Regions from separate parts of the Mus musculus genome. Here region 1 is linked to region 2. Evidence: chromatin loops called from intact Hi-C (ENCODE). Cell type or tissue: gastrocnemius. All regions are shown on one strand. Links, peaks and the distances in the headings refer to the core of each region. The heading gives the core; the rest is flanking DNA. Region 1 has its middle 26 kb from the start of Fgf23. Region 2 holds the start of Tigar (Trp53 induced glycolysis regulatory phosphatase).

Evidence for each region. A loop is a pair of places that touch in the nucleus more often than their neighbours do. Peaks named below come from ENCODE experiments on the same cell type or tissue, not always from the same donor. Only the 100,000 strongest peaks of a DNase experiment are listed, where the experiment ranks them.
Region 1: a loop joins it to region 2, with 2.4 times the contacts of the local background. A loop is called at or near these places in 2 of 42 quality-filtered maps.

Annotation. Positions count from the first base shown.
Region 1 is chr6:127,039,301-127,055,198 of GRCm38, forward strand. No RefSeq gene overlaps it. Among named protein-coding and RNA genes, the nearest start is that of Fgf23, 26 kb to the right of the region's middle. In gastrocnemius, for the core only: no CTCF peak of the experiment used is centred there; a DNase peak (open chromatin) is centred at 5,774.
Region 2 is chr6:127,108,204-127,124,101 of GRCm38, forward strand. It overlaps Tigar (Trp53 induced glycolysis regulatory phosphatase), which reads right to left and starts at 1,349. Exons shown (of 6, transcript NM_177003.5): 1 at 1,233-1,349. The coding sequence starts at 1,264. In gastrocnemius, for the core only: no CTCF peak of the experiment used is centred there; a DNase peak (open chromatin) is centred at 6,905.

The sequences.
Region 1 (15,898 bases), core at 2,767-10,766, 70 kb before region 2:
GAATAAAAGAAGATAAAACAGATAAAATGCCATGAGAACTACGGCTCAATATTTTTTTCTCTGGCCAAGAGTTCCACAACTGGTTCGAGGAGGACACCTTCCCTTGAAGTTTTTGCCTCAGTCTGTGGAACTTGTCACACAGATTCCACTGGGGTTGGCGTGGCAGCTGTCAGTGGCAGAGACTGAAAGCAACGGTCTCTTTGCAGAGCATGCAGTCTCCATGATGAAGAATTACTCTGCTCAGCCTTTGGAATGTCACATGGCTAAAACAAGGGCTTGTGAGTCTGAGCCAGAGTCAAATCTGCTCCACAGAAGGCACAAGGGAGTCACGGCGTCCGGAACTTTCCAGCTAGAGTGTGGATGGAGAGGAAATATGATGATTTCTTTTACTTGAAACCCTTGAATCCTTTACTGTTTTGGAAAAATCATATTAACATAACCATAGTGTATCATTCACAGAGGCACTCTCTCTGTGTCTGTGTCTCTCTGTCTCTCTCTTTCTCCGTGTCTCTGTCTGTCTCTTTCTCTGTGTCTGTCTGTTTCTGTCTCTCTCACACACACTTTTATTTAACCCTATTTCAAATCTCAAAAAAATCCATAGATAATTTTCAGCAGAATTTTTTTCTTGTTCTTCCTTCCTAATTCCACATGCATCTATGTAACTCCATGTGAGTATCTGTGAAAGCCATGGTCTCCTTGTCCTTGTTGGTTGAGGCACAGTCTTCTCCTGTGGCCCTTGTTGTCCTGGAACTCCAGACCTTGAAGCCTCAGTCTCTAGACAGGAATTACGGGTGTGTGTCAGGACTCACTGCTTCTACTGTCCTGTTATGTAGCTGTGTCCAAGTGTTTAAGGCATTGGACAACAGAGTATGTTAAGCTACTTACTTGCCTTTTCTTTCCCCTGCAGTTGAAGCTTTTATGAATGTATAGGTGAGTTGAATCGACTGTGAGCTTCATTGCACATAGTAAAGATGACAATCCGGAATTTTTGTTATTGTAAGTGTTGGGTGTCAGGGTAGAGAGCTGCTGAATTCCATCTTGCTACTAGAGAGTATGGAGACCCATCACCAAGTGACTCATCGCCCTCCCTGGCCTCTTCCTGATGCTTCCTTGTAAGGTTTTGTCTGATCAGTGGATAAATGTGTCTGATCTGAATTTAGCAGAGACAGGGTGACCAAAGTTGGGACCTTGGGGATATACCAACAGTATTGATAGATATTTTTACTCACTTCCAAACCCCACATTAACTCATGAAGCTTCTATCTGAGGCTGACGATGGATCCCTGAGTCACGAACAGTGTACAGAGTCCTCATCAGGCTGAGGGAGCCAGTGATCTGAGCTAAACGACCAGGACTAAATTTAATCGTACTGAGACCCTTCTTACCCCATCTGGACACCTCTGGTGATTTGCCCATCACCTTGGAGTCCTGGTTTACAAGAAGATGCTGTATTTATAGACCATCTTTCTGGGAAGTGCAAAGGCTCTTTTTGGAGATTAGCTCATTGCAGCAGGGGTGGAGGAGAGCAAGGGAGCCAGAGGCTGGTACTCCTAACCCTGTAAGGCAGAATAATGAGCAGCTGTGGAGGCTGAGCCTCTGTCTGCAGTATGCTCTCCTCTGAGTCCCAAAAGCCTCTCTTGGCCTGACTGGCACTGAGCTCCAGGAAGAGTCTGCTGCTTCTATGATTCTGTAGTTCTCATGGCTGTTGCAACCTGCTGCAAGCTGGCTGCAGCCCCATCTGGGGGCTTTCTGTATTGCTCTGTATAGATACATATAATATAGGATTCCCTTTTTAAAAAAAGAAATGGGATCTTTCTGTGTTACTGCTACCCATGAGCTTCCGGGTATAACTGAGACTTTAGGTGTCTCCATCACGTCTGACTAAAAAAAAAAAAAATGTATTTAAGGCAGCTAAAGTTTGGCGAGTGTCTATCAAGGGTCCATTGTCATTGAAGGCTTGGTCTGCATGGTGACACTGTGGGTGAGAATAGGGCCGTTGGGGGGTGGGATTAGTAGGAAGTTCTAAGGTAGAAGGTCTTGGTAGAAGACTTTTCTGAAAGAATCAAGTCCTAACTATCTTTAGTCTCTGAACTCCTGTTTAACATATGGACTTTTGTTCCCATAGACTTCCACCATAATCCAGTGTTCCCACCAGAGGACAAACCAACAGAGACTCAAACCTTGACCAATGTTAGACTTTGAATCTCAAAAACAGTGATCTACAAAACCTTTTTATCTATGTAAGTCAGCTGCTTCGGGCATTTTGTTGTAGCAATGCAGTGCTGATATATGCACCAAGTTGATGGCATTGGGTAGATGCTTACCATGTGTAACCACCATCACCAATCCTCTTTATGACTCTTTTACCATCATTCTGTGCCAATCTGTAAACCACCGATTTCCAATTCCTCCTCTCTTTCCATCTCATGACAACACCCATCCCACTTCCTGTCTCTGTGCACTGCCTGCCTATTCTACATGGTTCCTGGAGGAAGGATCCTACCACATCTGTACTTCCTCATCTGACTTTTTCCATTAGTGTTATGACTTCAAGGCTCATCCATCACTGTAGGTGCAGGCTGAATTCAAAGACACCTTCTCACATCCAAAAAACCATCCCACATCGGCCTGGTAACTTCCTTTCTTGCACATGATGCTGATGAAGTGGGATGCAGACTAGCTTGACTCCATACTAAGACCATCAAGTTTGTCTTCAGGATCCCTGGTCTCACCTATTGCACAGCTTTCCTGCTTCTTGTGTTATGTTGTTAGATGCAGAAAAGAAAAGGGGAGACTCAATGGAGACTTCAGGCCAACAGCAAGTTACTCCCATATATTGAAGTCAGCCTGGGCTATATAAGACCATGTAGCTTATGACAATAACAATTACTATTACTTATTTCTACTACAATAATACAATAAATTAGTCGTTCTCTTCAGAAATTTCCATTGTTTATATTTGTTTGTTTGTTTGTTTATGTGGGTGTGGGTATTGGTGTGAATATATACATATCACAGTGCATATGTGGAGGTCATAGGGCAACTGGAAGGAGTCAGTTCTCTCCTTCTACCATGTGGGTCCCTGGGCTCAAACTTAGATTGTCAAATTTGGTGGCACATGTCCTTATCCACTGAGTCATCTAGATGGCCTAAAGTTATTCACTCTTCATCCTTAATTTACCTGGATGTCTTGTGTCTTCCCTGAGAGTCCCATCTCAATGCCCCTTCATGCCTTCCGCAGGCCCTTGCCTCCTGGGTGCTTTCCCTACTTCAGCCTTATGTGCCTGTGAAGGTAGAGGGCTATCAGTGCACATCTCAGCTCCATATGCAGCTGGTGGACAATCAACTAGTTCTCAGCTTCATTGACTTGTTTGATGATGATACTTCCTGCCCAGAGAGGCTGTAAAGAGGTACTGTATGAAGCAGATAAACAGGGGGCTGGAGAGATAGATGACTTGATGGCCAAGAGTCCTTGCTGCTGTGGCTGAAGACCTGAGTTTCGTTCCTAGAACCATGTCAGGTGGCTCCTGACTTCAGTTTCAGGGAATCTAATGTCCTCCTTTGACCTCTACAGGCACCTGCACACACACACACACACACACACACACACACACACACACACACCTACATACACATAACAAAATAATTTAAAGAGCCAGATGTGATGGTGCACTCCTTTAATCCCAGAACTCTGGAAACAGAGGTGGGAGGATCTCTGTGAGTTCAAGACTAGCCTGGTCTACATAGCTAGTACCAGGATAGCCAGGACTGTATAGAGAGACCCTGTCAAGAAGAAAGAAAGAAAGAAGGAAAGAAAGAAAGAAAGAAAGAAAGAAAGAAAGAAAGAAAGAAAGAAAGGAAGGAAGAGAAGGAAAGAAAGAGAAGGAAAGAAAGAGAAGGAAAGAAAGAAAGGAAGAGAAGGAAGGAAGGAAAGAAAGAAAGAAAAAAAGAAAGAAAGAAAGAAAGAAAGAAAGAAAGAAAGAAAGAAAGAAAGAGAGAGAAGGAAAGAAAGAAAGGAAGAGAAGGAAGGAAAGAAAGAAAGAAAGAAAGAAAGAAAGAAAGAAAGAAAGAAAGAAAGAGAGAGAGAGAAAGAGAGAGAGAGGAAGGAAGGGAGGGAGGGGGAAGAGAGGAAGGGAGGGAGGAAGGAAGGGAGAGAGGGGGAAGAGAGGAAGGGAGGGAGGAAGAGAGAGAAAGGGAGGGAGGGAGGAAGGAAGGAAGGGGCAAACATTCCTGGTACATTTGCCCCAACTAGGAAGTAATGGATTTTATCCACCCTCATGTCACCGGCATTTATAGAAATTATCTGCTGCATGAGCGACAGGCTGGGGACTAGACTGACAGGCCCAGAGAGCCCCAAATCACAGCCATTCTGGCAGCCTTCGGCCAATTTTATTTGGTCTGCTTTGAAATGCTGGAAAGGGGCAGCTAGAAATGGGGTCTGGGGGCTTCCACACACACACCATTGAAATGATCCCTGCCTGGCTTGGTACCCAGACTTTTGAGCATGGGAAGCCTGTATGAGAGTCAGGCAGGGCTCAGAGAAGCCCCTCAAGCATTTCTGTTACCCTGACCCACCCTTAAGCCTCTGCTTGCCCAGCCCATCTAAGTTCCTGGCAGGGGAAGGCACTGTAGGAGACTTACATCATTACCCTGATGCTAGGTTGCTTGCTGGAAGCTACTCTAGAATGAGGTTCTTGGCATCTCTGCTGAGCTCTGCCCCATGGGGAAAGGCGGGGGCTCTGGAAAGGATTTCTGGACCCCAACATTCGGGGATGTCTGCTTCAAGCTAAAGGCTCCTTCAGTGGACTTACCTTTCTTCATGTGAAGGAACTGTAGAAGACACATGTGCAGGGGGCCTGTCATAGGGTCTTGAGAGGAGTGGCCCGATCCTGGTCTTTGGATTCAAATAAATGAGTTAATAAATAAATAAATAAATAAATAAATAAATAAATAAATAAATTGTAAGTCCTGTCCAGACTTAAAAGCTCATTAACTCCCCCACCCCCAAATAATCCTAAGTCCTTCCATGAGGAAATGTTCTACTTCTTTTTGAGAAATCGTCACTTGCATATACGCCCAGTCTATTAGAAGAAATTCAGAGATTATTCATTGTTAGGAGCCATTCTCCGTTAACCATCAAATATGCCCACAGCAATTGTCTCTTGGCAATAGATCGTTGTGAGGAGGGGCTGACCTTGCATCCAGGCCTTTCCCCAGACCCGTGCTATGGAGTCAAGAGCAGAATGAACATGAAGAAAGAGAAACTTTATCCCAGAGAGCAAAAAAAAATTAAGAAGGGGCTCCAAAACCCCGATAATCAGTATAAATACAGTTTAGTCTGAATTTTTAAAAACCTAAGTGCATGATATAGCACAATGAAAAAATTCTACATTTTAAATCAAAATGATCAACCAGCCTTAATGGATTTTCCTCGGTTTTCTTCTGTTTGCCTTTTGAAGGCAGGAGTTCTCTGGCTATCATGACATCCCCAATCAATGACCAGTATTGACAGGTGAGCCTGCCTGGGAAGAATATACAAATAGACACACTGAGAGTACACAGGATTTAGCTAGGGAAAAAAATGATTAGAAAACTAGTGTTCCTAACTGGGACATGAAAAAGCCCTTCCTATTCATTGAGCCAGTTGGTGAATGAGATCCGTGACTGATGGTGGCTAAGTCAGCTCCGGGTTCTGAGCTGCCTACATGGACTGCCAAGTTTTCTTGTCCAGGCAGCAGGGCTCAGAGGTCCTAAGACCCCTTTGGCTTTCTGCCACAGAGGCACTCCAGAGCCAGACGGATCTCTTCCCCACATGCCCCGCCCCCTGCTTACAGTAGTTGTGAGTAATTCTAAAGGAAGCTGATGGGGAAAGCCCTGCACAGCTATGGGAACCTAGTAAATAGGTGCCTGGGCCACAAGATAACACAAGGTTCCTGTCACCTTTGGTCCCTCTGCTGTGATTTTTGGTAAGCATTCCGACTTCGGCCAACAAACAATTCTAGGAATCAAGGGAACATTGAATCCTTATGGCTGAAAAAAAAAAAAACCCACAGGGGCTAGCGGGCTAGAATGTTCCTTTCAGGCTGAACCCACTCCAGACACCACTGCATTCTGAGCTGTCTTTAAGGTGTTGCTCAGAGTTGCCTTGAAGCATCTGTCCTGGAAGTTTCCAAGAAAAGGAGTTCATTTTAAGTAGCACCTTTTCCCATTCAGTTCAACGTAGCTCCATTGTTATCTCCCCATGATGAGAGGAGCGGCAGAGAATAAAGCATACAGAGTCCCCATGCCAAGGGGGTCCATGCATAGAGGGGAACAGAGCACGGGTGCCAGACACAGACCACATGGGTTCAAGTCCTGACTCTATTCCTTCTAAGATGTATGCTCTTGGACAAGTCATTTCATTCTGAGACTCGGTTTCCCTTTTTGTAAGATGGACACGATCATTAAGTAGCTTTCTCATGGATCTATTCCATGAATTAAAGCTGAATTTCTTAGAACAGACAGTGGCCCGTCAGCAACAAACAAATCAGGTCAGCCATCATTACAGCCCTTTATGGCACTCAAGTAAGTACAAACTGGTCATCAATAACACCCATGGCACGATGTGTATTCTATATTAGAGAAAAATTTTTTTTTACTCTGCATCTCATATAAAAAGAATAAGCAAGAAAGACAACTGTTTCGAGGTAAGGATAAGTTTAGAACTTAATATACCACCAACCTTTTGCAGGCTTCTCCCCTCATCTGCATCTTAATAACAATACATGCTGGAAATAGATCCTGGGCTGTGCAGTGCCTGTTTCCCTGTCAGAGTGCAAACCTACATGACCACACACATATGAATGCTCATATCCACAACAGAAAAAGATAGAGACATCCAAATAGGAGGCTGGGGATGTAGCTCAGAGGTAGAGCGCTTGACTTACTTGCAAGGTGGGGGTATACCCTGGGTTCATCCCTAACACTGAAAAACTACCACTGTGAAAAATGGTTTTTCTTGCTCTTTTGTTAGTGAGGATAGAAAGTTGGGGTGAAGTGCATTTGATATTTTGCATGATCACATAGGGCCTGGGGAGATACTAAAATAACGTAGACCATGAATGGATACATCTGTCTCAATTAGCCAGATTGTTGGGAAACCCGTATTATAGTCTTAACCTTGACAGGAATTGGCTGTTGGACTCTGGGCAATGTGGTTACTTCGTCCGCTCTTAGTCTTTAGATATCTGATCAAGCTTACTAAACCTTATTTCTAGCCCAAACTACAAGTTTCAAAACACAGGCCTGCATTGTATTGCTCCTGTTGTTTTATGAGGTGGGAAGATACATTTTGGAACCATGTAAAAACATCTGGGCAATGGAACTGGAGAGATGGCTCAGCAGTACTGATCGCTCTTCTTAGAGGACCTAGGTTTGATTCCCAGCACCAATGTGGTGGCTCACAACTATCTATAACTCCAGTTCTAGGGACTCTGCTCACATATGGTTCACAGACATACATACAGGCAAACACTCATATATATAAAATGGACTTTCTTAACAATAATAATAAACAACCACAGTTGGTAACGTCTACACACAGTGCTTCAAATCTTTTGAGCATGCTCATTTTGCCACATGTAAATGTTAAAATGCTGTGTAACCATCAGAATAATCTACGATAGCCATACCTTTTGTTTTAATGAGTTTACCGAAAGTTTAACAAGCAAAAATTAAAATAAATAAACATCGAGGATTTGGATGAGAGAGATCACGCAAAAATATCAAATCCTGTGCTTTGAACGTCCAGCAGAGATTAACTGGGGAAGCCCCTTCGAGGCAGCCAGCTGGAGTTCCCAACACAGACGTCCTGGTGAAGCAATGTTCCCTGAGGTGAGCCTTCCAAAGAAAAGAATGAATAACAACAAGAAGATAAAATCACTCAGTTGATCACTCCTAAAGTTCATCAAACCCTGACCAGGGAAGTAGAGGCACTTAGCTGGAATTCTTGATTGAGCGTTCTCTTTTTGGCTAGACTTGAGGCTTCTCATTCTCAGGGCATCCTGTGTACATCACTGAGCAAACAACGTTAGCATCTGGTGGTGATGGTTTACCTTCTCAAAGGCCTGGCGTCTTTACTGTAGGGGTGTTTGGTTATTCTCTTCCCCTTCTGTCACCATCCCCAGAAAAGAGGTCTTGGAGGACACATGACGTAAACACACTTGGGTCTGAAGTGGGAGAGAGGGCCCCATTTCTAGAGACAACTCGTCAATGAACTCAAGCAACACAGGACAGTTTACCAACATAATATACATTGCATACGGTCAAATTAATGCATGCCAGGGAGCGTCTGGTGGTTTGATTCTTTCTCTGGAATTGGAGCTAGAATATCTGTTCATGTGCTGTCAAATCATAAGGCAGGCACTGTACCTTCATTTGGGTATAGTGGAGGGCAGTAAAAATAAAGGTCTGCCCTCACAGTGCTTATAACATACAGATGAAAAAAGGTCATGACCCAGAGAATCAACCAGCAACGCATAGACTGAACAGTGCTAAGGAGAGGGCTCAGAACAGGGGTCAACTGTGTTGAGTGCAGAGTGCAGGAGGAAACAGTAGACTAGCTTTGACAAGATATTATAATGAACATCCCTGAGCCTTGGTTTTTGTCACCTGTACGGAGAACTTCCATCTTGGCTATCTTAATGCTAATGTCATGGACTGTTGCTTATATCATGGATTCTGAAGGTTGGAGAGCTGGGATGAGGATGCCGCCACGATGAAGTTCTTGGCATGGGCTTTCTTCTTGGTGGTGTCTTCAGAGAGACCTCGAGTCTTCTCTCCTTCTCTTCCTTTTATGAAAGCATTTATTCCATTGTAAAGGCTTCATTGAACCCTAACCTCCTCTCCCAAGCCCAATCTTCAGATGACCATCATATGGGAGATCAGGTTAATATATGGATTTGGAGATGGCGATACAAGCATTCCTCCCACATCAGGAATCAGCGACTCAATGTTTGCTGGAGTGGTAGGGAAGACACAGAGGCAACCCATGCGAAGCACAACACAGATACATACTGTGCTGGCTAATTTTATGTTAATTTGACACAAGCTAGAGTCATGGCAGAGGGGAACTCAATTGAGAAAATCCTCCGGAAGATTGAGCTTTATGCAAAACTGTAGAGCATTTTCCTAATTAGTGATTGATTAGGGAGGGCCCAGTGCATTGTGGGTGGTGACACTCCTCGGTTGATGGCCCTGGGTTCTACAAGAAAGCAGGTAAAACAAGCCAGTAAGCAGCACCCCTTTCTTGGCTTCTACATTAGTTCCTGCTTCCAGGTTCCTACCCTGTTTCAGTTCCTATCCTGACTTTCCTCAATGAGGGACGGCGATATGAAAGCATAGGCCGAACAAACCCTTTTCCTGCCATGTTGCTTTTGGCCATGGTGTTTCCTTACAACAATAGTAACTGTAACTAAGATACACACTGAGGATGTCCAGGCATTATCTGATGCTGTTCTGATGTTGTTCAGGCAGAAACGCTCTTGTGGGTCAGAGGTGGACCTGTCCCCTACTCATTGGAAAACGTGGCCAGTGTCAAAGAGCAGGACAGCTAGGCTAGCCCTGAGAAATGGTTAGCTCTGCTCAGAAAGTGATTGGCACAGTTTCTTACATAAAGGGTAATCATTTGGTAAATGTTTTGGGTGGATGGACAATCAGGTAGTCTACAAAGTTGTTCCTAGAAGTTTCTTGTTTACCTTATTAACAAAATTACCAAACATTTCTTACTTGGATTATGCTTTTCTGCCCTAAATAGTTTTGAGTCACAAGAAAAATGTTCATGTGTACACCCCCACATGAGAAACAATACACATGGAAACTGGACCCCCAGTTGAAATCAGGACACCCCTCCCCAAGTCTTTTTTAGAAAGAACATTCCACGCATGATCTGGAACAAAAAGATACTTTCATAGAGTATCTTGAATGTGGTTGTGTGGTTGCTGAGCTACAGCGGATTAGTCTTCCAACAATTTAGAAAAGCCCGATGAAGAAGGAGAGAAAGGGGGCTAGAAGGTGAGGGAGCTTGGGGGGAGGGGGAACGTGCCTGCAGGAATAGCTCTCTCCCTCTCCCTCTCCCTCTCCCTCTCCCCCTCCCTCTCCCTCTCCCTCTCCCCCTCCCCCTCCCCCTCCCCCTCTCTCTCCCTCTGTGTGTGTGTCCGTGTGTCTGTGTGCTGAGAGAAAATATTTCCCAGCACCAGCATATGAAGAAGCTGTCAGCATTTGCACACCCACATTTCACATGATGTAATCCACAACTATAGGAAATAAGACACAGTTAAGAGTCTAACTTGAAATACTGAGAAGAATGCAATGATAAAATAAAAGAATACACAGCACAGATATAAGTCAGGGTTAACACTGTTGTCCTCCCTAAAGAGCACGGATAAACTAAATATGAATCTAAGACCTCAGCTCCCTAAAATACAAAACCAAACCAAAGAAATGAGAGCCTAGACCAAGCAGCTCAAGCCAAGAGAACCAAAGATGAACCAAAGATATAACAAAGGAAATAGGGACAATCATGTAAGAGTCAGAAAAATGTGGTCATAAGGGTCATTTATACCAATTGAACTGTCAAAATAAATAAATATGTACAGAAATAAACAAACAACATTCTTGATTGATATTATGCCCTTCTTCCCAACCCCTCAATGAACTCTTGTGTTTGAAAGCTCAGTCCCCAACTGGCAGCACTATTTTGGGAAATTCAGGATATGGGATTAACCAAAGAAAGTAGGTCACTGGGTCATGTCCTTGGGGGCTTAATCTTTCCCTTCACCCATCTTTTTTTACTCTCTCTGTCTCTTGCCCTTAACCTTTTCCCTATTCTGTGATAGTCTGCCTCCCTGGGAGCCCAGGACCAATGGAGCTAAGGACTGCAAACTGAAATCTTTGGAAACACACATCATTTTCCAGGAAATAAACTGTTCATACCTAAGGCTACTTCTGTCAGGCGTTTTGTCACAGCATGGAACTGAGTAACGAATGTGACTAACAATCATCAATTATGATTTCATAAATAACCTTCCACCTTTTCTCACAGACTGGAGAGGAAGAATTGTGTATGTGCACTGCCATTTATCCATCCCTGTTAAGTCACAGGGATAGCATGTTCCTGGTGTATGAGACCACAGGGGTCTTCTGATGTTACTGTGTCAGCCCCAGCTGCATGTTAGTCACCCCTTCAGATGTCTTAGTCAGCTTACCTGGGACAATCAACTTATAAATTGAAAAGGCTCATTTGGCTCATGGACTTGGAGTTTTCAATCAATAATTGGGCATCCCAGAGCTCTGGGCCCCGTGGTGAGGCGAGTACCATTGTGTGATGAAGCAAAGGCAAGCTTCTGACAGGAAAAAGAGGCTGGAGTCCCACAGTCCCCTTCAAGGGCACGCCACCAGTGGGACTCACGGGCCTTTAAGTAAAGGTCAGTCCACTAGCATGTGGAACTTTAGAAACATTCAAAATGCAACCAATAGCAGGGGCTTTTCCTAAATGTTTTGAGTTCTGTTAGGCTTAGCAACTGCTCAAGGAGCATGATCCACAGTCTGGGTAGAGAAGGAATAATCTTTGCCAGTTGCTTCATTCTACATAAGGAGACTGAAGTCCTATGTGTGGGGCAGGGTGGAGTGCGGTGGGGGGCACCACACTTAGAGACAATGCTGTTTTTCAGGCTTACAGGAGGTCCATCTGGTCCCCACATGTGAACTTCAAGGCTGCATTGGAAACAGCCTTCGATGTTCCCCTTACGTAATTACACCATAATGAGTTTCAACTTTCCCTTCAAGCTCAGGGGAATGCTGGAATGCTCCTGAAATTCCACGACTTTCCCCTCAAGTCCCCCTTGAGCTTGTCTGACCTTCTGCATAGGTAAGGGAAGAAAGACTTGTACTTCTCATAATTTTATAAATAAAACTATAAAGAAAGATTGGAAGTGGTTAGCATTTCCTATCTTATGTCTCAGAAGCAAAGGTTTTGGCTGAATACGTCTTCAGTCACTTATTCAAGTACTTGAATTTTTCTTTAAAATTAGATCAGATTGTTACATGATTTTTTTTAATGCTTGGTTGTACTTTTTAAAATGACCAAGATGTCAGACTACTCAGAAGTGCTCAAATACACATGAGAGAACCTACACACCCAGCTTATTTAACAATCAAAATAAAGCTAGCAGTCACGGTGACACACCGCCAACCAAGTGACTCCCTTTTAGTTAGGCCAGGCTACCTGGACTCAACTGATCCTCTCTGATAGAGACCCCTCAGGCAATATGCTCCAAACAGCAACTTCTGGCACTGCTTAAATGCTCCCTGCCTTTTGTGCATGTGATTTCTGGTTTCTTCCTGCCCATATGAGCCGTACTTGTCTCTTTTCATTAATGAGGAGATGAGAGGAGGTGAGACTACAGTCAGGCTTCACAATGCAACAGTCAAGGCCCCTGGCTGTAGCCTCTCTTCCCTCAGATTTCAGGCTCTTCCTGGGTCACATCAGTTCTTAGACTCTGAAACGGGAATTCACTGCTAACAAGGCAGTGGGGAAAGACAGAGAAAGCTGGAGCGAGAGAAGGTGGGAGTAGCCAGAAAGACCCCGTTCACTCTTTCTACTCCCTCACAAGTTTTTGCTTCCCAGTCCAACTGAATCCGTGCCTGAATGGAGACGTTTTCTGAGAAATGATCCGCATCCCTGTCCTCCTTCCTGGACCATCTTTGGCAGATGCTGGCCGGAAACAAGCATTCTCTTGTCTTTACGGGAATGGCATCCTTGCTGCTCTTGCTGGAATCAGCATGTCAGTTCTGCCTCTTTACCCATCTCCCTCAGTGGGCAGCAAGCACTTACTCAGTCCATTGTCCAGCAAACATTGCTTATGAGACCTCTTGTGTGCTCTGATAAGTATTGGTACCTCAGTGATGGTTATGGTTACCACCACTTAGCTTAAACCCTGGCCCTGTGGTGGGGGTCAGTCATACCAGAAAGACAACACACATGGAGGGGAATTTTGAAGACCAATAAGAGGATGCTTCCAGAAAACAACTTAGTGTAGAATAATATGGTTTTAAAGGATATTTTGATTGTATGGGCATGGGTGTTTTACCTGAATGTATGTCTGTACACTACACGTGTGCAGTGACATCAGCAGCCGGATAAGAGTGTCAGCTACCCTGGAACTGGAAGGCTGGGAGCTGCAGTATAGATGCTGGGATGTGAACAGATCATTTGCAACCGATCTTAACTACCGAGCCATCTCTCCAGGCCTGAAAAACATCATTTTATACACTAACTCTCTTCATTAAAAACAACATTCAAAAACAAATTTAGTGCACATGAATTGTATTATAAACATACTAAGTAAATGACTCTTTTAAAGTCCATGAGGAAGATGCCTTCAAAACTATAGAAGGTTGTGTCAAGTCCCATGATCTTTTTCTGGCTTTTACATCTTATGATCGTTTGAGCTCAACACATATGTAGCTTAAGTCTAAAGTCAAAGGATAAAAACTAGTATCAATAAAAAGGCTACAATCAATACAATCTGATTAAAGTCAGATTAACCTAAAATTAGGTTAAATCTGGGCTTTACATAGCAAATTGCAAAATATTAAAATTTGGACTGAAGACATGCCGCAGCCGTTAAGAACACATACTGCTCTTGTAAAGGACCTGAGTTTGGTTCCCAGCACCATGTTGGGTGGTTCTCAATACCTGTTACTCCAGCTCCAGAGGTAACAATGCCCTCATCTGGGCTTCAAGGGCACCTGCACCAAAACCACACACACACACACACACACACACACACACACACACACACACACACAATTAAAAATAAAACAAACACTAAAGATTAAACTTCTGAGTCTCACTATTAACACCTCTAAAGGTTCTAGATAAGCTGAAAATAAATGCAAAATATGAACATATTTAATACAGGTGGTAAACACATAGAATTCATAATTGCTTATGTAGATTGACAAATGAGCCTAAGAAACAATTGCAAGAAGTCAGTGAATGAGCTGTTGTATTGGAAATGATTGGAGTCAGTTGACACAAGAGGCTAGCAGCCAAAAAAGGGGTGTGTCCTCACCTGACTTCTGTTTCTTCACTCTCTGCTCTGACCACTCAGACATGACACCCATCCTCTCTGAGCCCCAGATACTTCACCTGGGAAACAAAGGATTGGCCTGGAAAGTTTCCAAGTCCCTTTGTCCTCGACCATACTAAGAAGCCATCTGGGGCTTCTGGGAGAAACAGAATACAAGGGCCAGATGTCACATAGTAACTCTGGTGCCCCGAAAAGAAATCTCTGTACATCACTTCATAGTGAATGTTCCTTTTCTGTACTGGGACTTCCAATGTCATCTCGGTAGATGCTTTCTTGTACAAGCACTGAGGGATGTGAGATCCACCAAGAGTCAGAGAGGTCCGAGTTAATCAGGAGGGTGTATTGGAGATGAACCTTACTGGAGACTCGAGATAGAGGTCAGGACCAACCACGTGTGTCCCACAGTCCTTGGGGGTGCTGGCTGGAAGTGATTGGAATGGCCCTTACCCAGGAACAGCCAGCAGAGTCAGAAACCTATATGAAGTGATGTGTGGTGGTCAGAATGGAGAAGCACCCTCCCACCTGCCCAACCATCCCACTTGATAGCTTGCCTAGAAACTGTCTGACCTGTGGGGTTGTTTTGAGATAAGATAACTTCACTTGAGTTTTAGTAGACAGGAACCATTATTTTGTGTTGCTAAGTGCTACAACTAATTTACTTCTTATTTGTCTTTTTCTTGCTGTGAGACAGGGTCTTTCTATGTATCTGCGGCTGGTTTCATATACAGGGAAGCCACTCTTGCCTACAGTGCACACAGGGAGGCAGCTCTCACACAGCACACACTCAGGCAGCTCTCACATAGCACACAGACAGGCAGTGTTTGGCTGGAGGCAGCATCTTGAAAGAGCAGCAACTTGGTTCTAAGGTAACCCAGCAGATTTCTTAGACTATCTGAACTCCCTAAACGACGAGGAGCCTGACACCAAAGTTTCAGAGTTATTATAAGTGTGTGAAGTAAGATTTTTGCTGATTCATTTTTGTCAACTTGATACAAGCTAGGGATGCTTGGAAAGAGGTAGCCTCAACTGAGAAAATGCTTTGGTCAGATTGGTCTGTAGGTAAGCGTATGGAGGCATTTTCTAGGTCAGTGATTGACGTGAGCAGGCCCAGCTCACCATGGATGGCATCACTCTTGGTATAAGAAAGCAAATAGAGCAAGCCAGGGAAAGAAAAACTCTCCTCCCTGGCCTCTGCTTCAGTTCCTGCCTCCAGGTTCCTGCTTTAGTTCCTGCCCCAACTTCCCTTGATGGACTGTGGCACCAAGTGTTAACCAAAGAAACCCTTTCCTCTCCAAGTAGCTTTTAGCTCTGGTGTTTTATTTATCACAGCAATAGAAAGGAAACTAGAACAGAGGCCGGGCATGCAAATGCCTGGGACACAGAAAGGCACTGATCTTTTCTGCTGCTAGATCTTGGAAATATTTGCATTTACTCTGCGTTCTGTTGGAGGTAGCCCCCCCCCCCGGGGCGGGGGGGATATGGAGTGAATTGCTCTCTATGCCCCCAACTCTGTGTTGCAATCCTAATCCCACCTGTGCTGCTGTTAGAAGGTAGAATCTTGGATGAGGATGCAGTCCACTTGAGTGGGATTAGCATCGTTCTGAGAAGCATGAGAATTTACCCTCACTCCCTGCACTCCCTGCCACATAAGATCACACAGCACAAGGACAACCTTCCAGAGAGGAGGAAGCCAGCTCTCCCTGGAACCACATCCTGAAATAGCATCCCGATCGTGGGCTTCCCAGGCACCAATGCCGTGAGAAGCA
Region 2 (15,898 bases), core at 3,685-11,684:
AAATCTAAGTAGGGATCGTTTCCCAGCAGGGTCTACATTGAAAAGAGGACAAGGGGGTTCATGTTCCTTTAGTGCTCCCAATAAAGCGGTATCATCTCCCGGAACATTCTAGAAAGCACAGGGACACAGAAAGACACAGGGAACCAGAGTTCTAATTTAGCCACTAAAATCCCTGAATCCTAAAGGTCCACTTCACATGATGCTGGAGACCATCTTCCTATAAAGAGGAAGCTGGACAGAAAAAGCATGCGTTGAAGAAGGTCGCCACAAGGTTCAAACGCTGTCAGCGTTCCTGTGAGCCCTATGAAGCCGGAAACGGTAATCAGTCCCGCTCCGAGAAGCTGTTCTGATAAGCCCTGACTACACAGGTGAGACTCAGCTGCTTTTTATCTGAGCTTTGCTTACAGAAGAACACGTTATTTAATTCTCGGGCATATTTCTTCCTCTCTGCTCCATGTGCTCCATCCTCTCCATTTGGTTAGATCCAGAGAGATTAGAAAGACTGCTGCCACCAATCTGCTTATCGGAACGCAGGTCAGAAAGATTAAGTCTGTCCTACGAGGCAGCTACTGAATCCCAACGAGGAGCCTGAATCCCAACCAAGCAACGCCTTGAAACTTCCCTCCTCTTACCCACCCTGAATCTGCCTACCATCATCACCAGGCAAACATGTACTGGGAAGGAAAACGATAGGTGACCTAAAGCCAGATTCTGCTCCATGAAATCTGTCATGATAAAAATGTTTGTTCAGGGTGATGCAGTCGACTGAGACGGAGATCTCGAACTCTCTAATTTTTTCCCTCAGAACTGTAGCCTCTGAAGGGAGGTAAATTGCAAAAGTACCCCCGATGCAAGGAGAAAGGGGGAGGGGAGGGTGAGAAAATAAGGCAACCAGCATAGGATAGATGAGGTGTGGCTCAGCAATTCTAAAAACTCTGGAATTTACTAGGGGGCAGAAAAGGTCACACTGAAAAGTCGAGAGGCCGGGTCATGTCTTCTCGCAATGGCTGGGAACCGTGATCGTGTGCTTCTCCACACTTCTTTCCTCGTGGAAAACGCAAGGCTCTTGACATTTAAGACCCGGCTTCCTCACGCAGGGTGTCGCGGATAAAAGATTGGACACGAGAGGATGCAAAGAAAAAGCACATGGAAAGCCCACCCTCCCCGGATTGGAGCACGTAGGGACCAGAAGAGACCCAGGCCAGGAAGCTCCCGGCAACTGCGATACTCACTGGCGGATAACGGTCAAGGCGAAGCGCGGCATTTTGGCACAAGACGCGTGAGCCACGACCCGGCTCTGCAGCAGCACCTCGCTGCGCCTGACTCTGGGACCACTTTGCCTGCACTACTTCCGTCTGCACGGCGGACCGGCCCCGTAGCTATTGGTCGAGGCGGCTGAACGTCACCACAGGGTTGCCAATAAAGGTGGAGCCTGAAACCGGAGAAGCCCCGCCCAGGCCAGTGGCGCTTGCGCTCCTGCGCGCCAACCTGTGATTGGCGCCTGGCAGGTGCGCGCGGCCCCGCCCTGGGTTAACGCCCTGGAGTCTTGCCAGAGCTAGACCGCCGCCTGCACCAGGGACAGATAAGGACTGCTTTGATTGTTTTATGCTGAACTGATTTGAGGAAGGCGTGCAAGGTGTAGTGTGCCTGTAGTGTGCCAAGGCGATGGCTCTCCTCTGGTGGTTACACAGCCAGACTGCATCCTTTGAGGGTTAGCTGTTATCCTTTACCTGGGAAGTGAGGTCAAAGTAGGTATGTAGATCCAAACCAACCTAGTTTCTCTCTCAACTTCTTAACCAAAGACTTTTGTCAGGCCACTTTCTTGCCTTCTGCTTTGCTGAGCCTGGTCCTCCCAAACATTATTACCAAGTATTTTCGCTAATGCTGCTATCATTTATAATTAAGTTACTCTAGAGCTCTCCACTGATACCTGTTGTATTAAGAGTTTAATTCAACCATTTCTTAAAATAATTCCTATTGTAATGAACGTTATCTCTGTTGCACTGATCTAGAGGAAAGTCGTTTCCTTAAAAACAAATGCAGGGACAAAGGTTCTGTATAAAACCCCTCGAGAGGGGTTGGGGAGTTGGCTTAACCCTTTAAGAGCCCAGATTATTTGCTCCTCTGGAGAACCAGGTTCAAAGCCCAGTGCACCCACAGAGGCAATCAAACATCTGTAACTGCAGTTCCAGGAAGACCATTTACTTTCTGCTGACCTCTGGGCTCACGTTATGCACAGACATTCAGGCAGAGCACCTAGACACATAAAATAAAAAGAAATATCAACAAATAAATAGATGTCTTCAAGACTGAGACTGAGCCTCTAGTCCTCAGCCATATAATAGGAACATAGGGACAAAAGGGCTATAGGGGCTGGAGGTCAACAGCCTGTGCCCAGCCAGCCAGGCCTGGCCATCTAGCCTTCCTAAGACAACTGAGAGCCAAATAAATAGTGAGGGAAAAAAAGGAGGAAAAAGAGGTTTATTCAGTGTATCCACTGTTCCTCACCTCAGTCCATTGGTGGGATCCTAAATTTTCTCTGAAATTTTAAATGGAAGCTAAGAGATAGACATGCCTAAGCAGCCCAGCCACCAAGGTGTAGTCGCCCACAGAGGAATGTCTCATCTCTGCCTATCTCTAGCAAGTGATGTTCCTTCCAGAGACTGTTCCCTCCTCTGACTGCCTTCAGGACTTTTTCTCACTCCAGCAAGAGATTCCCGGAGAGATGGAGAGACTCCCAGTCTCTTGGGATCCATTGTTTCAACAGACTCATAGCCAAAGAGAGGGCACAAGAGTCCCTTTTGGCTATATTTATTTTTACCAAGTATGGTGGCACATACCCTTAGCCCCAGCACTCAGGAGTCAGAGGCAAGAAAATCTTCTGAGTTTTAGGTCAGCCTGGTCTACACAGGGAGTTCCAGGCATCAGGGGTTACATTGTTAGCCCCTGTCTGATGATGATGATGATGTGATGATGATAAAACAATATACTGGCTAGTTCTATGTCAATTTGACACAAGCTAATGTTATCTAAAAGAAGTTGTCTTAGTTAGGGTCTTATTGATGTGAAGAGACACTGTGATGGCTATTCTCAGTTGCTAATTTGACTGTGTCTGGAATGAACTTCAGTCCAAAAATGGGAGCATGGCTGTGATCCAGATCTTGAGGCTGGAAGATTTTGATCTGGATTTTGAAGCATAGTGGCCATGAAAAGCTTAGGCCCAGGCAAAGTGATACACCCCTTTAATCCCAGGAGACAGAGGCAATCGAATCTCTAAGTTCAAGGCCAAGCTGGGACAAAGCAAGTTCCAAGTAAAGAACAAGTTAGGTCCAGGCACGGTGGTGCACACCTTTAATCTGGGCCTTCCCCTCTGCTGGAGGCCGACATGGGAACAATGGACAACCTTCTTCCCTGCCTGCTTGCACTTTCTTGCCAGCACATCTGTCGGAACCTACTCCTTCAGCATTCCAGCTTACGCAGAAGACCAGCTGCAACAACTAGCCTCGTGGGACTGAGCAACCGCTAGATTCTTAGACTTCCCATTCACAGCTGACCATTGTTGGGTTAGGTGGACTACAGACTGTAAGTCATTCCAATAATTTCCCTTACTACATAGAGACATTACAGAACTTCTGTGACTCTCAACAACCCTGACCAGTACAGATACCATGACCAAGCCAACTTGTATAAAGGTAAACATTTAATTGGGGCTGGTTTACAGTTTCAGGGGCTCAGTCCATTATCGTTAAGGCAGGAAGCATGGCAACATCCAGGCAGGCATGGTGCAGAAAGGGTTGAGAGTTCTACATCTTGATCTGAAGGCATCCAGTAGGAATGGGAAGTGATACACCCCTTTAATCCCAGGAGACAGAGGCAATCGAATCTCTGAGTTCAAGGCCAAACTGGGACCAAGCAAGTTCCAAGTAAAGAACAGGTTAGGTCCAGGCATGGTGGTGCACACCTTTAATCTGGGCCTTCCCCTCTGCTGGAGGCCGACATGGGAACATATAGGGAAATTATTGGAACTATGGAAACATTCCAATAGGGAAATTATTGGAATGACTTACAGTCTGTAGTCCACCTAACCCAACAATGGTCAGCTGTGAATGGGAAGTCTATCTTCCACACTAGGTGGAGTTTCAGCACTAGGAGACCCCAAAACCCACCTACACAGTGACACACTTCCTCCAACAAGGCCACACCTCCTACCGGTGCCACTTCCCATGGGCCAAGCATATTTAAACCACCACAGAAGGGAACCTCAATGGAGAAAGTTCTTCCATAATGTCTTGCTGTAGGAAATTTTTTTTAAAAATTAGTGATTGATGGAGGAGGGCCCAGCCCATTATAGGACTGGTACTATTCTTGGGCTGAGAAAGCCATGCGGAGCAAGCCCATAAGCAGCACTCCTCTATGCCCCCTGCTTCAGCTCCTGACTTCAGGTTCCTGCCTTATTTGAATTCCTGTCCTGACTTCTTCAGTGATATGCTAAAATGTGGAAGTGTGAAGTGTACTCAAAATAAACTCATTCCTTCCCAGCTTGATTTTGGTCTTGGTGCTTTATTACAGCAATCGAATTTAGATGACTATGACATTATAGACAATATATATATATATATATATATATATATATATATAGAGAGAGAGAGAGAGAGAGAGAGAGAGAGAGAGGCAGGCTGTTTAACTATAGGCCCAAGCCTTACATGGGTCATAATTAATGTTGGATGTGTTGTCTTCTTGTATTTTTCTAAATCCTTGCATTTGACAGTCTATGTGTGGTGATTTCCCAATTATAGTTTAGATAAGAGATAGAATGTTTGAGACAGATTCAACAGTGTATCATTGCATTTGACCTTGTAGCAACTGGGAGGGAGACAGAATAGGTAGGCTTTCTTATCTTCAGTACAGAGATGAGAAATGTGGCCCCAAAAGAAATTAAGGCGGTTTGTCTAGGCTCACAAAGCTAGTTGGCACACGGCTATTTCAGAGACCCTCAAACTCTATTCCCAATGGATGACCCTGTAGAGGAATTTTAATCCAGCGACATGGCTGTTCCCACAAGGGATCCCATTCAAAGACTTAGGTCTGTGTGATCTTGCCGGAACAACTGACCTTTAATCCCTCTGGCTAAACACTAACATGCCCTTAAATCACACTTTAAATCCCAAGCAAGTGATATCTAATTGGTGATTCAGAGAAAGAATTGATAAATTAGAGAAAGATTTTACAGAATGAGTCAGAAACAGGGTATGCCCAACTCTTATGAGAATAGAACAGGGGGCTGGAGAGATGGCTCAGCAATTAAGAGCATTGTCTGCTCTTCCAGAGGTCCTGAGTTCAATTCTCAGCAACCACATGGATACTCACAACCATCTGTAATTCGATCTGATGTGTCTTCAGACACACCTCTTCTGGTGTGTCTGAAGACAGCTACAGTGTATTCACATACAATAAATAAATCAAGAGAGAGAATCCCAGAGAAGCCAGTTTGAATTCGTCAGCTTGGAGATTTGGGCCAGAATAGCTCAGTTAAACAACCAATAAGAGCTCAGAAAGAGAAAGGCTGAGTGTATTCAGCAGTAAGCCTCTGAGAATAGAAGTTCCGTTTACATGACCCAGCAGAGCTTGGGTCTTGTAAATACAAATACATGGCCTTCCACTGTATTTATTTTTAGGTTGAGTTTTGGTTGGTTGGTTGGTTGGTTGGTTGGTTGGTTGGGTTTTGGTTTTTCAAGACAAGGTTTCTCTGTGTATCCCTGGCTGTCTTGGAACACACTCAACTGTAGACCAGGCTGGCCTTGAACTCAGAGATCCGCATGCTTCTGCCTCCTGGGGTGCTGAGATTAAAAGTATACACCATCGTACATGTCTCTCCACTTTATTTATTGAAACAGGGTTTCTCGATGAACATGAAGCTCCATGGTTCATCTAGACTAGCTGGCCAACAAGACCCAGGGACCCTCCTGTCTCAACCCCTAACCCCAGCACTGGGAATAGAAGCATGCACCACCATGTACATAGGCAGGGGCAGGGAGACCAGAAGCTCAAGGTCACCGGGGCTTGCCTTTCCCGAGGGTACTAGGGAACAAACTCAGGTACTCATGTTTATGTGACAGGTTAATTCACATGTTAATTCACAGCTTTTAAATTAAGTTATTTAATGAATCTAAATAAAATTTATTGAAAATTCACCAGAGTATCTAAAGTAGTTGATGAAAAGAAATACAAATGGCAGGCTAATTATCAGAATCTATCGTTACGCAGTGAATCCAGACAGTACTGTTACCCCATAAATATGTGCAGTTTTTATATACCAATTATAAAACTATTTGCTAAACTAAAGAAGGACTCACCAGAATGCAAACAGGACCCTAAGTCTAAAGCCAAAGAAGACAGTGTGAAACATGCCTCTAACCCTGGCGCTCCAGAGTCTGGGGCAGGAAGTCTCAGGTTGAAGACCACGTAGCTAGTTCAGAGGTCCAGGCCTAGCGTACCTATTACCTACTCTCCCAAACAAGCCACAAAAAGAACAATTGCCATCCAAGTATAGACTAGGGGCTTTCAGGGGCCAGAGAACTGCAACTCTGCGAGAGAGGGCGCTATCTGCCACGGTGCTGCACAGGCAAATCTTCGCAGGTTTCCGAAGGCGGAGGCAGTGGTTTATACCGGCATTAAAGAGGGAGATGCTTGGATTTACCGGCAGGAACCTTCGTGCACCGCCGCTGTCATAACTGATTACATGCCGGACCCTGAGGGAAGAATAGGGTCCTGGAAGCCACAGAAAATCAAGACTACACAGTAAACCATCTGTTTTACGCAGCCACTGAGAAATAATAACGCAGCCAATGATCCAAGCAAGAGGGGCCTGCCAGGCCCACTGTGCCCAGCTCTCCGTCAGCTTGGTAGCTGGGGGCGGAGGAAGATTGGTTTTGGCAGTCGGTCTGCCAGCACCTGACATCTGTTACCAGGATGATGTTCATAACTGCCAACCTTTTCACTGACGGACAGTTGAAGGCCGCCTTCTCAGCCCGATGTGCTTCTGGGGACCTCACTATTATTTGAAGACCTGTATCCAGTAATCCCTTTTCATGCCTGGCCGTTTAGCCTGTCACTTCGTGGGGGAAAGAACTCTTTCCCAGGCCAGGTTCATGGCTGTTTGGAAGCTGTAGCAGCGGCAGCATGAAAGGGTATTATGAAAGTCCTAAGTGCTGACCAGGATGGCTTACATTATCAGTGTCTCTGCCAAGAGCCTCAGAAATGTCTTCTTCACTCCTGGACTAACCTCTTTTGGGGAAAAAAGCATTTGTGTTTATGACATTTGTGTTTAAGCCATGCTTCATGTGTATGTTCAAGGTTAGCTGAGCCATGGAAAAGTGTTTTCTTCCTTCCTTTTTTTTTTTTTTTTTCCTCTTTTTTCCTTTTCATTACTTTTTCTTTTTGTCTCACTGTGTAAATCTGGCTGGCCTTGGACCTCTTACATAGACTAAGATGACCTTGAACTCACAGAGATCTGCCTACCTCTGCCTCCCGAGTGCTGGACTGGAATGTTTGTGATACCATATCTGGCTTCTTAGGGAAGTTTTCTTTGTCCCACACTCTACAAAGTCTGCCTCCCATAATCCTCTCGATAATCCTGCAAACTCTCCTACCTTAAAAGGCACAAGACACTCAAAGCTCAAACCAACAGGGTCTGTTAGCCATGGGATTCAAAGCTGGCTCTTACAGCCTAAGCATTCCCCGTCTCTCCTTACAACACCCCAATTCTCCATCTCAGTATTACCACGCAGTGTATAAATGTGTGACAGAGTTAATAATTTTCCAGGTAGATATCGAGCCTTGGGGCTATTGACTGGGAAGGCAACATAGGCCTGGCAGAAAAGACATTTAGGTTGGGGATGTAACTCAGATGGTATGCTGCTTGCCTATGATGCATAAAGACCTGAGTTCAATTCCCAACACTGCATAAATCAGTTTTGTGATCCAAACCTATAATCTCAGAAGAGGAGGCAGAGGCAGGAGGCATCAGAGGTTCAAGGTCATCCTTGGCTACATAGTGAATTTGAGGATGGCTTGAGCTCCTGTCTCAAAACAAAAACAAAATAAAAACAAAAAACAAAAAAACAAAAAAAAAATCGATCAAAAAACCTTTTTTTTTTTTTTTTTTTTTTTTTGGTTTTTCGAGACAGGGTTTCTCTGTATAGCCCTGGCTGTCCTGGAACTCACTTTGTAGACCAGGCTGGCCTCGAGCTCAGAGACCCACCTGCCTCTGCCTCTTGAGTGCTGGGATTAAAGGCGTGCGCCACCACGCCCGGCTATTTTTTTTTTTTTAAAAAGACTTTTAGTTCCTAAAACCCTGGTCTTCTAGCACTAATACCTAGAAAGATTTGAGGTGAGGGCAGAATCACGTAAGACCATAGGTAATGGTATTGAAAAATAAATATTCTACTGTCCCTTTATTTGAAATTTACAGTGACTTGGAAAATAGGACTGAGTGTTTAAATGTCTGATATTTGAGACTTTCTTAGGTGGTGCGGATTACCTCAAGTTTTGGGGTTCAGGGTGATTTTTATTTCAGAGTTTTCTGGGTTTGTGTTATGGGTGTGGAACTTAAGGCTGTGGTACCCTAAAATTGAAAGTCTGAAACTGGAAACCATGAATAGGTCTGAGGGGCAGAAGTCAGGCATCAACCTTGGGTGTGCCTCATCATGAGCCCTCTACCTTGGTTTTCAAGACCGAATCTCACTAGCCTGGAGTTTGTCCAGTGAGGTTAGATTAGGAACCCCCAGGGATCCACCACCTCACATCAGGACCAAGATTGCAAGTGAACCTGGGGCTTGAACTTGGATCCTCAGAGACTTGCATCATAAGCACTTGACCAGATGAGCCATCCTCCTAGCCCCTGCCTGATGCCAGAGACTTTTTAAAGGATCGTATTTTAAAGAAAGAATCTGAGGAGTTTTGACATTTTGCTATGTTGCTGGCCATGTCCAGAAGGCCACGCTGGCCTGATCATGATCGGAAATGCCTGTAGACCCAGAGCTCATGTCTCCTTTTATTCACACCTACATTTTCCTGGTGGTTGCAACATGTTCAGCATCACCAGACCTCAGCTTGTTGTGTCTATAAGGGAATGTGATGCTCTGAGTGATTGCCTGTGCTTTTCCCTACATTTGGAGGACCTGTTCCATGTCTTATTATAGGGAAGGTGACCGTAAAGGGACCAGGAAAAGTCTGTGTCTTCCTGCCTCCTATTGGAGCCAGAATTCTAGTTGTAGGGACTGGATGAGGAGTTCCTGACTCTGGGCAGAGTCTCTGGGCTGAGAGAGGGAGGAAGGGAATGGCAGAGGAGAGATGGAATGTTTCTGTTACATTCAAGAGTAGCAACAATGTTATGGAGAGAGAGAGAGCCACAGTCTCAAGGCTGTGATTTTCCTGGAAGCATTTCACCACATTCAGCAGCTGTGTGTATGAGACAGGCCAATTAGCATACAGGTTCTCCAAGTGGCCAGTCCCGATCAGTTCTCTTTTCCCTGAAGAAATACCACCAGGTAGGTGGGTTTACTTCCTCAACCATGTTTATTTATCACAATTCAGGAGGGTGGACACGCTTGTGGGATTGTGGGTAGGCTTTCGTTTGAAATGCCAGCCTCTGCCTATACTCTCTTATGGATGAAAGGATCAGAAAGGATTCTCAGGGGTTCCACATAAGGGCTCTGATCTCACTCATTAGGATGCTACTATTCTCTTGATTCAACTATCTTCCAAAGGCCTCACATTGTTTGAAAGGATCTCAATATAAGAATTTTTGGAAGGGGGACACAACATACTCCAACCATAAGTGCAGAGTCTAGAAAGCCAGGCATGGCTGTGGTGTGTGCCTGTAATCCCAACTGAGAGGCTGAGGGAGGACGATCATGAACTAAAAGCTAGCCTGGGCTACACAGCGGCAGCCTATCTCAAAACAACAAAGGAAAGAACAAGAGGATACAATGTCTCTGATAGTCAACTGATAGTCTCAACTCAGCTAATGCTCCACACAGCTGTATCTTAGTAATTAATGATTTATTAACTGGTGTCTTTTTTTTTTTTTTTTTTTGGAGACAGGGTTTTTCTGTGTTACCCTATATGTCCTGAAACTCACTCTGTAGGTGAGGCTGGCCTCAAACTCTCAAGATCTGCCTGTCCCTGTCTCCCAAGTGCTGTGACCAAACATGTGCACCACTACAACCCCATTTATTCAATTATATCCTAAGTATCAGAAATCATTTTTTTAAACTGAGGATAGTGACTGGCCTCATTGAGAGATGGCTGGGTTGTCCTACTTGGACAGCTTTGGGACTGCCTTCACTTTTGAGCAACCAGAATGAGAAGCCTAAGCAGACTGTGTGCCTTGGGTCACTTGGGCTTGGTCCGCAGACTGGCCCCTGCTGCTGGGTCTCAGTCTTCTAACACAGTATATGGCCACAGAATCAGCTGCTGGATGGTTGCTGCTGCCTGCAACAGCCTGACAATCTCATGCTGGGAATATCTGTCTCAAAGATGGGACCTTTTGTATAAGGTGTCCCTGGAGACAGAGACTGGGATGTCCAGGGCTCCCAGACAGAACATGTGGACAGCTTAGGCTCTGTGGTGTTTCCACAGATGTGCTGCAAACTCTAGTCTAAGGCTTGCCTTCTTTGTAAGTTGATAATAAAGTTGCAAAGGAGTGGCCAAAATCCATACACGTTAATATCTCTGGTAGCTACAAATGCGGCCAAAAGGATTAAACTTTTTTTCTTAGGCCAATAAGGTATGTAAAATCTTCCATCCTATAGAGATTCTGTAGGGACCAAGAAGGAAGCCTAAAGCCTTCATTCCTACCCCAGACCTTTGTTCCACCCAGATAGCCAGAGCTAAGCTAACAAGCCTGAACTGGCAAAGGAGGATAGAATTGAATTATCAGAGAAGCAGGCTCCCCAAGCCAAAAGTTAATTTTTGAGGGAAAAATAGATTATTGAAAATGCAACCCAAGTAAATGAGCTTGGGAATGTGGTAGTCACACACACTTAGAAACCATATATCCTAGGAGAAACCTAAACAGAATCACTGTGACTCCACCCATGCTAGCAAAGGCGTCCCCAAATCCTCTCTAGCCGGGCAGTGGTGGCACACTCCTTTAATCCCAGCACTTGGGAGGCAGAGGCCGGTGGATTTCTGAGTTCAAGGCCAGCCTGGTCTACAGAGTGAGTTCCAGAACAGCCAGGGCTACACAGAGAAACCCTGTCTAGAAAAACAAACAAACAAACAAACAAACAAACAAACAAAGAATTCTCTCTAAAGGTGCTTCCAATCAGACAGTCCTTTCCTTGTTTTAGGCTTCCTCTTCTTTAAAGGTGACATTCTATTCACCGATGACGTCAGCAGGCGTCATTAGCCTGTCCAATCACTGTACTGAAATCTGCACTTGGCTCAGTTCTCAGCAGAGTCTAACTCAAGTGGTCTGTGCAGTGCGATGTGTGTGGCATTTTGAGTCAGCCACATTTGTTTCCTTGCCCCTGTTCACTTCCTTACTCCAAGCAGAGGGTATTACAGTTACATCTAAAATGTCCCCCACGGGTTCATCCCCGGCTGGTGACGCTGCTTTGGGAGGTTGTGGAACCTCTGGGAAACATGCCTTACCTAGCAGAAGGAAGTTGTTGGGGATGGGCCATGAAGGAGTTCTCTGACCCACCAAGATACAAAGAAGCTCCACGGCCTCCTCCTGGTCCTCTGTAGCATGAGCCCCCATAAATCCCTCCTCCATGATACTGCCAAGGACTTTATTGGTGCAACAAGGAGAATAGCTAATAGAGACCCCATTATATCTACCTGAGTGGGCGAGGTGACTTAATTTGCTTAGCTCCAAAATGGAGTCACACCCACCAGAAGAGACTGAGGGTTGTGAACAGGAAAACTCCTTCTTTCTTTGTTTCTGAGACAGGGTTTCTCTATGTAGCCCTAGCTGGCCTGGAACTCACAGAGATCCTCCTGCCTCTACCTTTGCAGTCCTGAGATTTAAGGTGCCACCATGCCCAACCTTTAAGTGGTGGGACTGGAACCCAGAGACTGTGTACAGCAGGTAGATGCTCTACCACTGAGCTACCCCTTCAGCTTGCAAATATTTCTTTACATCCCAAAGACACTCAGCTGGTGGTTATCTAAAGTCCCTTATCTTGACATCATATGTTGGAAGCATGGGTACCTGTCTATAAAATGATCTTTTTAAAAAGACCAAGTTAGGTGTCCCCCCTCCCTCACCCCCCCCCCACCCTCCTGCTCTGCTTTAGCCCAAGATGATAGCAAATGCAGGTCAAATGCTGGGTGTCAACCTGGCTCTATGTTTTTCAATGAATCGACTCACTTCATTCTGATAACACTCTTGGAGGGATAGATGGTTGTTCTTGAGCTTTGCTTCACAGATAAAGGAACTGAGCTGAGTTTACTGTGAGTCCTGTGAATCACGAGGCAACTGAACCCAGCGGAGGACTGGCAGGGATTCCAGAGCAGGCTTCATACTAGAGTCTCTGCATCCTCCACCAATACACTTGGGCCTGTGACTTCTCGTCTGGCTCTGCCGCTAGTCACCAAGATCAAAGTTTACAGGACCTGGTCAGTGGCAAAGTAGCCATCAAAGACACATTTGTTGATGAAAGGATTCTCATTCAACTCCTTGGTCTGGAGCTCATCCGAGCAGTGAACGGGCGGTCCCTGCAATCATCTCTGTAAAAGAGTTTGGGATAGTCATACTTTTGACCTTGAGCAATGTCTCTCCAACCAAACAGCTTTTGCAAACCCCCTCCGTCACCCCTTCCAGCTGCTATTCAGTCCTGGATGGCCTGCAGCTCCCTATGTGGACCAGGCTAACCTCGAACTCACAGGGATCTACCTGCTCCATAAGCCACCATGCCCAGCAGATTTGCAGTTAAACAAAACAAAGCAAAAAACAACAAAAACAAAAACCCTCCAAAACTAAAAATCTTACAAGTAAAAGAAAATGCCCCTCTGAAGTCTGGAGAGGTGGCTCAGAGTTGGAGAGCATTTGTTGCTCTTGCAGAGGACCAGAGTTAAGTTCCCAACACCCACTTCATGGCTCACAACCATCTGAAACTGACCAAGCCAGTCAGTCAACAGGTTCTCCAGGGCAGGAGCAAGGGTTAAAAAGAAAAAGACAATTAGACACTATAGCATGACCCCAGCCAGTTCTGAGGCTGAGGCAGATTTATTTCTTCCCAGTCTGCTTTTATACCATTTTAATTACATGCAAGCGATAAGGCCAGTTCTATGTTGAGGAACAAACACGGCATTAAACACAGTCAAGGAACAAGCGAAGCAATACACAAAGTTCCATGATCACTCCCACCATCACTGTTTCTCAGGGCTTATCACAATGAGCCCACTTCCCTGTCCAAGCCCCAAATCATATTCTTACCTGAAGCCTACTTCTTTGTTCTAGTTTAAAATTAGATTCCTGCCTGAACTTACTTTCCTGTTCTAAGTTAGATTCCGAGCTTACTTCCTTGTCCTGGCCCAATATCAGATTCCAGCCAAGCAGCCCCCAAAGCTCTCTACATGTAACTCCAGTCCCAGGGGATCCAATGTCCTCTTGCCTCATCAGACACCATGCATACATGTAGCACACATACATACATACATGAAGGCAAAACACTCATACACATAAAATAACAACACCCCCCCCCCCAAATAAAAATGGGAGAAGCTCATGCTTAATGCACATTGGATTGTATCACCCTAGATCACCTGACTAAAACCCTAGGGCAACAGACAAAAGCTTCATTCAGGGGTCTCTTGTCTTCTGGGAGAAGAGCTGGTCCTCAAAGTGGGACGTACTAGAACTGTGCTCTGAGGTTTCAGATAGCTTCCACAGCCCTTGGAGCAATGCCGCTGCACAGCCAGAGGAAAGAACAGAACCTAGACTACAGAGAAATGTCGGGGGGTGGTAGTGGGTAGGGCAGGGGAGTGGGTAGAGGCAGGGAGCAGGGAGAAGGGGCTGAGAAGACTCTCTACTGCAGCCCACCCTGCCTTGAAGCCCTGGGGTCTCCACGACCTAGATTCCCAATGAATTGGTAAGATCTTGACTTTTATACAAGAGATCTCTTATGCTATTTTAGTGACTGTAGGAGTCCTTCTCACTCTGTGCAGGCTGGATCCGGTCAGTCTGGCACCTTTCAAGGTTGCTGCTTCTGGCCTAGACACTGAAGAACACGAAACAAGGCAATAAATCAGGGTCCCAGCTAATCCAAAAGGAGAGACTGTGGGCCCATGAGGGGCCCAGGTGAGGAAGTGTCATTGTTCATGTGTGGGACAGGCCTGACATGGGTCTCTGCAGGCTGCTCCCTACTCCCCTAGGTCAAATGCTGAAAGCCTGGTCTCTAGATAGACCCATGCTAGTGGCTTTGCAGATTGGTTCCACCTATGACACCAGCATCCCCTTGTGGGCATCAAAGGAAGGGCCTCATACTTAAGGCTATCCCTGGACTGTTTGGAGTCAGGAGCTGCAGAAACTTGCCGTTTCCAATTAAATGGGAAGCAGTGTTTTTAGTAAGCAAAGCTTTGGAAGGCTGATGAGGTGACAATAGAGAGGTAGAGGAGGACGAAAGGTAAGCAGGATTGCCGGACTCTTTTTTTCTCTGGCAGTCAATTCTGGCTGCTCAAGTCTGTGAACAGAACTAGAGGCACCTGACCAGTTACCACCTCCAGAAAGGCCCTCAAAACCCAGAACATACAAGTCACCAGTCACCAGGTAATTTCCAGCCTTACCTTCAGGCTTCCCAAGAAATCAGGTAGGTGGCCGCCCTGGGTCAGTGTCTGTGGCCGAGTTTAGCCCACTTCCTACATGTATTTGTGGAGTTTAAAGTCTGTTGTGCTGTGTGTGCTTTGCAGGCTGCCTATCTGAGTACTCACCCCTTCCCTGAAAAAACACTTTTCATCTCTTTATCTTTGGAAAAAGTCAAGGTCCACTTTTACTGTTTCCAAAGAACATGGACATCCTAACAAGTGTTTTCTTCAGTTCATGTGCCGGAGCAAACCTCTCCATTCTCCACAGCACAAGCCCTGCTCCTCTCTCAACACCGGCTCTTGCCACATTCAACCCCAGTTGCTGATCCACCTCCATGCGTTTGCACACAAGCCTGTGTGCTTGGTTTCCTCACAGAGAAGTTCTTCAGCCACAGAGCTGTGGTGCTTCCATTGTGTTTCCTGAAGACCAGATGTAGGCCCTGGATCCTCACATCACGTTGGTGCCACGAACCCTCATGTTCACTGTCAAAAGCATTATATGTAGATACATCTCTTATCTTTATTTATGTATACATCCGTGCCTCACGTATGTATGTGTGTCATGTGTGCAGTGCCTTCAGAAGCCGTAAGAGGCAAAAGAGGGCGCTGGATCCCCAGGAACTAGAGTCACAGTTGTGAGCCCCCTGATTTGGGTGCAAGAGCAGCAAACACTCTTAGCTGCTGAGCCATCTCTCCACCTCTCTCAAGGGCATTTCTGCCACTTTCCTCCTCCCCAGCCCAAGGCCGAACACTATCTGGCAGCTTCTGGACACTTGGTTCACAGAGGGATGTTAGGAACGTCCCTGATAAGCCAACGGAAGGTCTGATTTTGTTGCTATCATGGATGTTTGAGTCTCAGGAAATTTGTTTGAAATACAAAAGCAAGCCCTTTGTGGCAGCACAGAACTTTAATCCCAGTATTGGGGAGGCAGAGACAGGAGTTTCAGGACAGTCGGAGCTAAGTCATGAGACACTCTAACTCAAAACACACCACACACAGAGAGAGAGAGAGAGAGAGAGAGAGAGCGCGCAAACAAGAACAAAAAAGAGAAATACAAGAAATGCAAAAGTATGGGTCTGAAGA